2 separate regions of the Mus musculus genome follow, and region 1 is linked to region 2. The links are chromatin loops, found by intact Hi-C in ENCODE. Cell type or tissue: left cerebral cortex. All regions are shown on one strand. Links, peaks and the distances in the headings refer to the core of each region. The heading gives the core; the rest is flanking DNA. Region 1 holds the start of Gm24240 (a small nucleolar RNA gene). Region 2 holds the start of n-TIaat17 (a tRNA gene).

Region 1 (5,375 bases), core at 312-5,311, 590 kb after region 2:
GCTCAGGATGACGTCAGTCCCATCTGTCTGTCCCAAGTCCTGGTGTTGTATGGATGGTAAGCAGCCGCCAGTTGCCAGTTACGGTGTTAGGCGATATAACCAAGTGGTGACTGCAAAGCAAGGAGAGTGAGGTCCCGAGCAGATCAGCTTGAGTGTGGAACTCCCCTCGCATGGAGATGTGCTCCCCAATTCAACCTGGGCACAAAGACACAAAGACAGGCACAGGGAGAGTTTCCTTTTGCAACCTAGTGCAACCCCGAAGTGTTACTTTAAAATCTTATAGTGCAGTTGAACTGGGATGCGCTGCGATACTGACATATTTGACAAGCTCCTGTGTAGATTTTATATCTATTTGTTTTGGTTGTTCAAGATAGAATTTCTCCATGGTAAGCCTGGCTGCCTTGGAACTTTCTCTGTAGACCAGGCTGGCCTTGGGCTCAGAGGTCTGCCTGCCTCTTGAATGAAGTGCTGGGACCAAAGGTGTGTGCTACCACTGCCAGGCTATTCTGGGTAGATTTTAAAAGATGGAGGAGTTGAGAACCTCTGCATTGAATCTGGCTGATCATCCCTTCCTCACCAGATACCAACCTGCCTGAGCTCTTCCAGCCTCAGGACTTTGCAGATGCTGTCCCTTCTGCCTGGAAGGCATTTTCCCTTGCTTGCCTTGTGTCTCCTCCTCCCCCTGCCCCAGACTCAGTTTAAATGTCTCCTGTTCACAGAGGCCTCTCCTAAGCACTCAATGTAAGATGTTTTCTCTTGTCACTATCAATTGTTAATTTTAAAAAAATCTTTCTTAATTCTATCGCCATTAAAAGTTTTGGATTTATTTGTTTCTTAAAATTATTGTATTTCACAATAGATGATAGCCAGAAGAAGAAAAGTTTGTGTGTGTGTGTGTGTGTGTGTGTGTGTGTGTGTGTGTGTGAGACACCATTTACAATGATAGCCTGTGATAGGAAGAGTTCTAAGAATAGAAAAGGGGGCACATTTACAAGTTAACAACTTAGTTTGTTCTCATTTTATGGATGCTGGCAGAAGACAAAAGACTCTGAGGCCAGAGAGAAACTTTATGACTCACAGAAACAGCGCTGCCAGTGTGTCAGCATCGACTCTGGTTCCTTCACGTCCAGTTTCCACCAGGTGACGTGCAGGTCCAGGTGTTTGCTGTGAGCTGCGTTGCAGAAGAGGAGCCAGAACATAGGGAATCAGCAGTGTTCCTTGCACTTTTGTTCTTTTGGCCTTTATCCCAGAAGGAGACATGGCCTTTACAACGCTGGGCAGGAGGCGAAGCTTCCCTGTGTTCCACAGGGAGATGCGATCTTGGTCTTTCAAGGCTGCGTACTATGCAGGCATCTTTTGAGAGAGTCAGGAACTAAAGCAGGTATTCCTCTGGGTCGTGGGTCTGTAGGTCCGTAGATCCGTAGGTCTGTAGGTATGGGACAAGCCTTTGGGACGCCCGTGCTTAGTTGAGGCTTCTGCCTAGAGGTGCTTTGTAGAACAAGCACTGGACTCTGACAGACCGGGAGGTGGGGTTCATCATTTAAAACTGTGAGGCAACTGGAATTTGTGGACACAACACTGGAGAGGAGGGGACTGTGTAGATACGTCTGCAGTACACATGGGGTTGCCTTGATACTTGTTCAAACAGGCAAGAAAAGGTTCCAGCTATTGGAAAAACAACAACCAGGAGGCTGGGGACTAAGCAGCGTCCAGAGCTCACACGGATGGGGGGGTGGGGTGGGCGGGCATGTTCCAGTTCTAACTGGCTAGAGCGGCCAGGGAAGAGGCATACGGGCTCTGCGGTGCAGTGAGTAGATGTCTTAGTCTTAAGATGCCTTGGTTTGGGATGCTATCCTATAGTCCTGATGGCTCATAAAGGATAGGGATGTGTTTTAGAGGCTGCACCTATGAGGTCAGGTGCCAGCGTGGGTGGGCTGTGGGGAGCGCCATCTTCCAGGCTGCACAATGCCTTCTTGTATTTTCATCTGGTAGAAGAGATCTAGGGAGCTCTCTCTATAACCATGACACCCACAGATTTCATTCACGAGGACCCTAGCTTCATGACCTACTTACTTTCTAAATGCCCCATCTTTGGGCACCATCACATCATATCAGGGTTTTAGAGTTTCCACATGTGATACTTTTGCACTTCTGGAGATTGAGCTCAGGGTGTGGAGATTGAATGTATGTGGGTGTGCATGCATGTGTATGTGTGTGTGTGTGTGTGTGCTCACGTGCGTGCGAGGTGAGTGGGAGTGTGTCATGTGTTAGGATAGTTGACAGCATCCCTGGCTTCTACTCAGGAGATGGCAGAAGCAACCTCCTAGCTGAGGCAACCCAAAATATCCGCAGACACTGCCAAGGTTCCTTCAGTGGAGATGGATGCCTACTGTCCCCGATTTAGAACCAGAGTTCTGGACTGTCCTAACAAAGCAGGAGAACAAAGCCCGGAGATGTTTTTAACTTCTCTATAAAGAACTCAGCCATGTGATCCCTCGCTTCAAAAAAAGATTCAGCTACTCAGCAGTGCCAACATCCGCATTCACAGTGCCCAGCTGTAGCCAATCAAAAAAACGCTAGGCATGCTACTAGCCAATCAAAAAACGCTAGGCATGCTACTAGCCAATCAAAAAACTGCTAGGTGTGCTACAGCGCTCCTGTACAGAGCCTGCCTGCACTGGGAGGTCTGTGACGAGAGAGTTTGTGACAAGAGACAGATTTACACACACCTCGAGCTGGCATACGAGAAGATCTTCCTTTCTGGCTGGAGAGACGCTTCCGTGGTTAAGAACATGTGCTATTCTTGCAGAGGATCCATGTTTGGTTCCGGGCACCTACGCGATAGCTCACAAGGGGATATAACTCAGGTCCCAAGGGATTCCACACCCTCTCTTGTCCCCACAGCATCGTGAGCATGTGGTTCACTCCACATGTGTATGGGCAGGCAAAACATACACATAGAAACTGAAAAAAAATTTTTTTTACCTTATTTTTAGTGCGTGCGCGTGTGTGTGTGTGTGTGTGTGTGTGTGTGTGTGTGTGTGTGTGTGCATGAGTGCAAGTAACTACAGAGGACAGAAAATAGTGCCAGATTCTTTGCAGCTGGAGTTATTGGTGATTGCAAGCTGTCTGCTGTGTGTGCTGGGGGCTGACTTCTGACCCTCTAGAAAAGCAGTCGTTGCTCTAACCATTGAGCTCTCTTTAGCCCCATGAAAGCATTTTATAAAGATGCTCAGGAAAACCAGGAACATAATGAGAAGAGAAATATAATTAACACCCCTCGTCCAAACACACACACATATCCTCTTGTCACTCTGTACCTTAGACTGGCCTTGAACTCACGGTTCTGCCTCAGCCTTCAGAAGGCTTAGTTTGACTCAAGGTACTGTATTTTTTCCCCTATAAATAACTAAAGACTATAATATCTAAAGTGAAATAGACACCAGATGGGCATACAGTGCCGTGCATAAATATCGCAGAAGAAAATGTCTGTGAACGTGCAGCACACAACAAAAACTCCCAAACCCAAACCCAACCAACTCTCCTAAATTTATTCAGACTGAAGCCCTGGACACAGTGACCTACCGGGTAATTCCAGCAATCTCACGGGTATGTAGTTAGAGCTCTAGATGGAAAACCCAAAGTGAGGGTGGAAAAACTAAGATCTGAAATCTACTCAAATATGATGGAAGTTATAAGCTCAATTATCAAAAAAAAAAATCTGAAGTTGTATAAACACAAAGAAAACCACTCAGGAATATTATATAACATTTCTAAAACCCTAATGATGAAAAGAAAAGACAGTAAAATCAGGCAGAATGGTGTGGGGGGACCACATAGCTTATAGAAAATGAAGAAGGAACGCACGCCACCTCCTCGTCGGGAACCCTGGAATGCAGGAGATCTTTTCTGCTTGCTCCAATGCCCAGGCGAACAGCTTTGCTCCAGCATGGTCCCCTCCACAACGCTCAGTCTTATGTCAGGCCCACAGCCAGCCTCGGCCCAAATCCGCTGAGACCACAACCGACGATTTCTAAAAGAATCAGGATGTAGGCTTGGCACACGTTTTTTTGTTTTTTTGTTTTGTTTTTTTTTTTGTTTTTTTGGTTTTTTTTTTTGGTTTTTTGAGACAGAGTTTCTCTGTATAGCCCTGGCTGTCCTGGAACTCATTCTGTAGACCAGACTGGCCTCGAACTCAGAAATCCGCCTGCCTCTGCTTCCCGAGTGCTGGGATTAAAGGCGTTCGCCACCACGCCCGGCTCTGGCACACGTTTTTAATCCCAGCACTGGGGAGGCTGAGGCAGGCAGATTCTTGAGTTCAAGGCCAGCCTGGCTGATAGAGTAAATTCCAGCACAGCCAAGGATACCCGGAGAAACTCTGTCTCAAAAACAAACAAACAAACAAACAAACACCACCCAGACAGGAGAATCAGGCTGTGTTTCTTTCCATGTTCAAATGCAGAGGAAGAACTAGAATCGTCTGGAAAGTCTCCTCAAATGTGTCTGTCTCGTGACGACTGACTAAAGCCTTCTGGAACGATCTGAACTGGGAGGAAATGCAGTAGCCGCTAGGATACCTCACATGGTGAATGGGGTTGGGGCCGAGGGAGCAACCCGGCAGGTTATTCCTGTTCAAATTAATCCAGGTGAGACCTTTACAGTGTGCTGAGAGACAAGGACTCGGCCACATGATGTCACACAATGGATCCATTCCTCCTATCCATGTACCTCCTGGTTACAGCTCACAGGTTCTGAAGACAGTAGAGCAATCCCCCGGGGAATTGGTCACACACACCCCAGTGTTTTCAGCATTGTCCCTCAACTACCCAGCAAGTCCAGTTTGTGCTTCCCATATTCTTGGACTTGTAGCCAGCACCGTGGGCCACGCCCTTAAAGAAAATGGACTCTGTTTCACAGAAGCTATCAGTTGCCAGTGGCTCCCCAGCTAGGGTGGGACCTTGTGCCGACTTTCCTCTCTGTGCTGGGATTCAGTATGGCTTGAGCCCAGGCAGGTCACAGCTGCTGTCACCATTCATATTTCATACACATAGGTTTTCTACCCTACTGCTGGCACTGGAGATTTGCTATTTCAGTTTTTACCAGGGCATCACCCCACAACATAGGGTAAGCTTCCTGTCTAGGAAGCCACTGTGTGGAATGTCAAGCTACACTCTCCAAGGACCAGCACGGGAGGCTTTCACGCAGAAACCTGGAAGGCCAGCAGATTGGCTGCCATCCCAGGGAAGTGAACGAGGGGAGATGCGCATCAGCAGAGGTGGGTCTCCCTCAAGAAAGCACGGAGCAGGAAGCCGTCTGGAGCGGAATGTTCCAGACTTACATGGTAGTGCTCAAGAAGTGTTTTCTCAGTAGCCATG
Region 2 (5,375 bases), core at 103-5,102:
CATTCCAGAGTGATAGCAGGGCTTTAGGAAGGGAAAATGGAAATTTCCCGGACATTTGTCCCCAGTTGCAAACGCGGGAGGAGGGCAGGGTGCCTTGAACCGGATATGGGGGAGGGCTGCCGAGGCTGGGGGGAGGGGGGGAGGAGCGAGCTACAGGCGGGGTGGGAGGGGGCTAATGCCAGGGAATCGAGCAGTTCCCTCACCTAGGGTCCCACACTCCTAGTCCATTTAGTCCTGGGGAGCCACCCGGAAGCAGTGGGTTGGATCCGGGCTCTGGCGGAGGCAGGGGCGGGAGCTACTGTGTACTCCGCGCTCGCAGGAAGCCGCCCGGCATCAGAGAGCCTCGGGGACCTCGGTCTGCATCCCAGGTCCTGATGCTGTTTAAACAGCAGCCTAAGGACCAGGAAAGGTAGTAGGCAGTCGACTGGGTTTCACTGCTGAATGCTGCGCAGTAGCTACAGAGCTGCTCGGAAACCAAGTGCAAAGCTTCACTGTGAGCTGTTTTCCGCTGTGGCTGAGACAGAAAGCGAGGAGACTAAAGGGAGCGTAACGCCTTCCGATACAAATATAAAATAACAGTAAAGCCTAGCTCCAAAAGGATCGTGCTCCAGGTGAGGCTCGAACTCACAACCTCGGCATTGCTCTGCATGTACTGCTGTATAAGTACCGCGCGCTAACCGATTGCGCCACTGGAGCTCCGCTGTGGCGGCCTTGCGAAGGCTCTATCAGACCCGGCAAGGCGTCGGTGGAGCATGCGCATCTGCCACCTGTGGACGCCGCTCTTACCCCAGCCTCCCGCAACTGCGGACCGGACTCAGGGCAACAAGCCAGTGCCCGGGGATCGAAGGGTCCGGGGAGAGTGTGAGGGAACGGGCTCGCACGGCCGAGCCTGCGGGGGAGAGGCGGCGTCCTCCGCGAGGCTCCGCTCCGGCCGGCCCAGCCTCCCGCACGCGCAGACGGGCCTGGCAGGGGCGGACAGAGCGACCGTGCGGCTCCCGTCCGCTCGAGGAAGCGAACCCGGATCCCCGGCCCGCCCTTCCGATGGCGCGAGGGTGGGCAGCGGAACCTGGCTGGGCTTCTCATCCCGAGGGTCCTCGGGGGTCCAAGCTGCAAGTGTTTCCCTTCTTCCCATCCTAAAAGTTCCAACGTTTAAAACCAAAAGAGCTAGAAAACTCAGAATAGCTTTTCTTTCTTAAAACCAGAAAATCGGAACCCTGGACCAAGGCCCAGATTAGGACTCCTGGGCCACACGCACTTTGTGAGCCCTCATTCCTCTTTTTTTTTTTTTTTCCCCTTTTTTTCTTTTTCTTTTTGTTTGTTTGTTTGTTTGGTTGGTTGGTTGGTTTTTTGGGTTTTTTTTTTGGTTTGGTTTGGTTTGGTTTTTCGAGACAGGGTTTCTCTGTATAGCCCTGGCTGTCCTGGAACTCACTTTGTAGACCAGGCTGTCCTCAAATTTACAGAAAGTAAAACCACCGTGCTTTAAGAAAATACGAGGTTAAACCGGGCTGTGGTGGCTCACGCCTTTAATCCCAGCACTCGGGAGGCAGAGGCAGGAGGATTTCTGAGTTCGAGGCCAGCCTGATCTACAGAGTGAGTTCCAGGACAGCCAGGGCTATACAGAGAAACCCTGTCTCGAAAAACCAAAAGAAGAAAAGAAAAAAAGAAAAAAGAAAAGAAAAAGGAAATACGAGTAGAGAGACTGCCGAGGTGGCTCGGAGGTTAGAAGTTCTGCTCTTGCCGAGAATGCGGGTTCGATCTGACTCACAATCCTCCTTAACTCCAGTTCCAGGGGGAATCTACGGCATACACAGACACATCCATGTACATAATTTTTAAAATTAATAAATCTTTAAAAAGGGAAAAAATATCAGGAAGGATACTAAGGAAGGAGACCAATGAGGGAGGGGTGATAAAGGAGAATTTGTCTCCCGCCCCCCCCCCCCATTCCCGTATCTGTTGTTTTATAAGCTCAGCAGATAGTGGAGGATCAACCAGTATGTGTACATATGTGTGCAGATAGTGGGCATCTCAGTGTTTACAGGAAAAGTGGTACCTCAAAAAGGGAACATAAATAGTTTAGGTCCTAAAGAGACTGAGGTTCTCGGGGAGGAAACTAGATGGGGTGATGCTTAGACAGGAGCAGGAGGCGGGAGCCAGGAGCTCAGGAGAAAACGTCCTGAGCCCCGCAGACTGTCTGTCCTCCCTTTTCAGACTGCCTCCAGAGAGCAGGGAACTAGGAGCCTCACCCAAGGTTCTCACTGGTCTTTATTCGTCTGAGGGGGCTCACGTCTCTTGAGTTTCCTTATCTCTAAATCCAGGAATCCTGACTGGAGAGTATTTCCCCACATGACTCCTGCCAACACACTGAAGTTAATTTTTTAAGACGTGGTCTCACCATGTAACCAAGGCTGGCCACAGATTCGGAATTCTCCTGCCTCTGCCTTCAGAGTGCAGGTTCTACAGGCCAAGCCACCTACCCCATTGCCTTGAAATAATTTGCATTATTATATGTTACATAATAAAACTGATTTTTAAAATAAAATAAAATAAACTTTTTCTAGAAGCAAGGATAGTTAAACCTTGCAATGCCTATAATGTAAAGAGTCTCATTCTTTTCCATATACCAAATAACAAAATGTTTAATTATGTAAGGCAAGGGAAAAGCATGCTGTGTTAGCAGATAAGTTTTAAAATAACATCTCATCTTGGCATAGGGATGAATGTACTGTATATTAAAATGTATGAAATGTAATGACTCATTGTGGCAACAGAAATAGACAAAAACTGTTTCTTAAATGAATGTTTGGAATTTACGCCTTTTGCACTGAAAAAAAGTTGGCTTTTTTTTCGTTCTTGCTTTCTTTCTTTCTTTCTTTCTTTTTTTTTTTTAACTTTCATGGTTTTGTGTTTAAATGGTGAGATGAACTGGAAAGGTTTCAATTGCCCTGTGCACGTGTGCAATCCAGAAAATTACAAGACGGGACTATGACTGTCTTTATTTCTGACAATGAAAGGCCAAATAGCATGTAATGGCCACTGTACTTTCTCTTCATGGCTTTGGTTTCTGCTACACGAGAGGCGCTGTGATGAGCCTCACAAACAAACATTTTGATTAGCTGGGATGCAATCTGGGAGTCTGGTGAATGAGGATCATCTTGATTTGAATTTATGGAATTACCATTTTATGGTCTTCATTTGCTTTATTTCATCAGATTTTTTATATTTCTTATTTTTAGCCAGTGTCTCATTACGATTATGTATTAAGCATAAATGTTGCTGAATAGAAGCCAAATTCCGCACAAGGAGCCCCAGAGCAGCCATCATGGACAGACAGCTGGTGTCAGAGACTTGCTGTGGGTACCAGTCACACCCACCCAGGAGCGTCCAGGACAATTCTGTCTTAATTGGAAGGGCTTCAAGATTATTTTTAGGGGTTTTGTTTTTGCTAGTCAGTTGGTTGCTCTCGTGGTGCCCAGGCTGGCCTCAAACTCAGTATGTAGCAGTAACTAGTCTTGAATTCCTGATCTTCTTGCCTCTGCCTCCCAAGTGCTGGTATTACAGGCATACAGCACAGAACCTGGTTTTTAAGCATCCTTTAAAAGCAGCCTTTAAATACCATTTTTCTCTGAAACTGGAAGGTTGGGTCAGAGGTTAAGAGCATTTGCTGTCTTCCAGAGACCCTGAGTTCAGTTCCTAGCACCTACACTGGGCAGCTCACAACCCCCTGTAACTCCAGCTGCAGAGGAGCTAGAGCTTGAGTGTAACATCCATGTGCACTCACACACATGTAGCATGTACACACAGAGACATGTGCACGGTCACATCAATAAAAAAATAAATTTTAAAAATAGAATGAAAATAAATACTATGTTTCTTAAAAGAACATCACAAGCTGCTACCTGGGACAGGGTGAGCCATCCTCAAGTCTTTCCAATGCTCTCTGTTTGTCTGTCTGGGCTTAAGTGCCCTCCTACCCACGTGGTTCTCGATCCCCCACAGCGCCGTGTAAGCACATGACCCTTTATCTTCTTGAGACAGATGGAGAGTCCAAGGTGAAGTTCAGTGAGTTTTCATGCAGGTATGAGCAGATTACAGAGTGGAGGAAATGCGAATCGAGGGAGCATGTTTCCCTTAGTATTGAAACCAAAATGAAGAATTGCTGAAAGCTAGTCAGATAGTAACAAATTCAAAAAACCGGTAACACCCAGTGTTGACAGAAATATGGGAAAATGGATACTTCTGGGTTTTTTAAATTATTAAATATTGTATATGTATGGGTGTTTTGACTGCATGTGTGTCCGTATAAAATATGTGTGTGGCCTGCAGAGACCAGAGAGGGCATCAGATTCTCTGGAGCTGGAGTTACAGATGGTTGTGAGCCTAGTGGTAGCTGTGGGTGCTGGGAATCCAACCTGTGTTCTTTGGAAGAACAGCCAGTGCCCTTAGCCATTGGTCCATCTTTTCAGCTCCTCTAATCAAGTTTTAAATGCACATAACCATTGACCCAACAGATTCATAGCTGGTGCTGTCCGATAGATACAAAATACCTGTGAACAAATAGAACTGTCCAATCTAAACTATGCTGTTTAAACTATGCTGTATTGTAAAAAATCTACTGCTACTTCATATATTGTTAATAGGAAAATAGCACCTTTCTAACATAGTACTATGACACTGTACCATCATGTCACTTATAATTTTTATATTTACTTATTAAAGTAATTCTTTTAGGTAAAAGAACAGTTTTCTTTTGTAGACCAGGCTGGCCTCGAACTCAGAAATCCGCCTGCCTCTGCCTCCTGAGTGTTGGAATTAAAGGCATGCACCACCACGCCCGGCTAACAGTTTTCAATGATGCATCTCTTTGGATGTTTACTTCTTTGATTTTTTTTTTTTTTTTTGCAAATTAGTTTCTTTTGCATACAAAGGGGAAAAAATGGCTCAGGGTCTGTGAGCACAGGATACTTGTATGCTCATTCTTCACAAAAATTTCTTGTATTTTTGTCGTCGTTGTTTTGATACTTACAAAAATCCCTAGCTCCTATCAGTGGGAGGGCTTGACAGAAACTGATACCACATAGACCGGCTTCAAAGGGGGATCGTTCTGAGGGTGAAAGACCAGTGAGCACCAACTGTGACTGTCCCAGACAATCTGAACCCTAGTCACTGGGCACCCTAATCAGTTACTGGTCACCCTATTTCTTACAATCAATGCATAAAAAGACATGATTCAGGAAAACTCTCCTTGAGTGTTTTGAGGACACAGAAGATGGGAGTGGCAGGAAGTTATCCCTCCTCTGCTTGTCCTCTGCTCTGCAGCCCTGGAACTGGACCCAGATGACAGTGGTTTTCTGTCATCTTCTGCCACTGTCTGG

What was found. Peaks named below come from ENCODE experiments on the same cell type or tissue, not always from the same donor. Only the 100,000 strongest peaks of a DNase experiment are listed, where the experiment ranks them.
Region 1: a loop joins it to region 2, with 17 times the contacts of the local background. A loop is called at or near these places in 25 of 42 quality-filtered maps.

Annotation. Positions count from the first base shown.
Region 1 is chr17:83,264,905-83,270,279 of GRCm38, reverse strand. It overlaps Gm24240 (a small nucleolar RNA gene), which reads right to left and starts at 309; the gene lies at 175-309. In left cerebral cortex, for the core only: no CTCF peak of the experiment used is centred there; DNase peaks (open chromatin) are centred at 1,250 and 2,546; H3K4me3 peaks cover 572 bases; H3K27ac peaks cover 1,025 bases.
Region 2 is chr17:83,857,265-83,862,639 of GRCm38, reverse strand. n-TIaat17 (a tRNA gene) reads right to left here and starts at 696; the gene lies at 604-696. In left cerebral cortex, for the core only: a CTCF peak has its summit at 2,588; DNase peaks (open chromatin) are centred at 2,371, 2,666, 3,091, 3,338 and 2 more places; H3K4me3 peaks cover 1,249 bases; H3K27ac peaks cover 3,142 bases.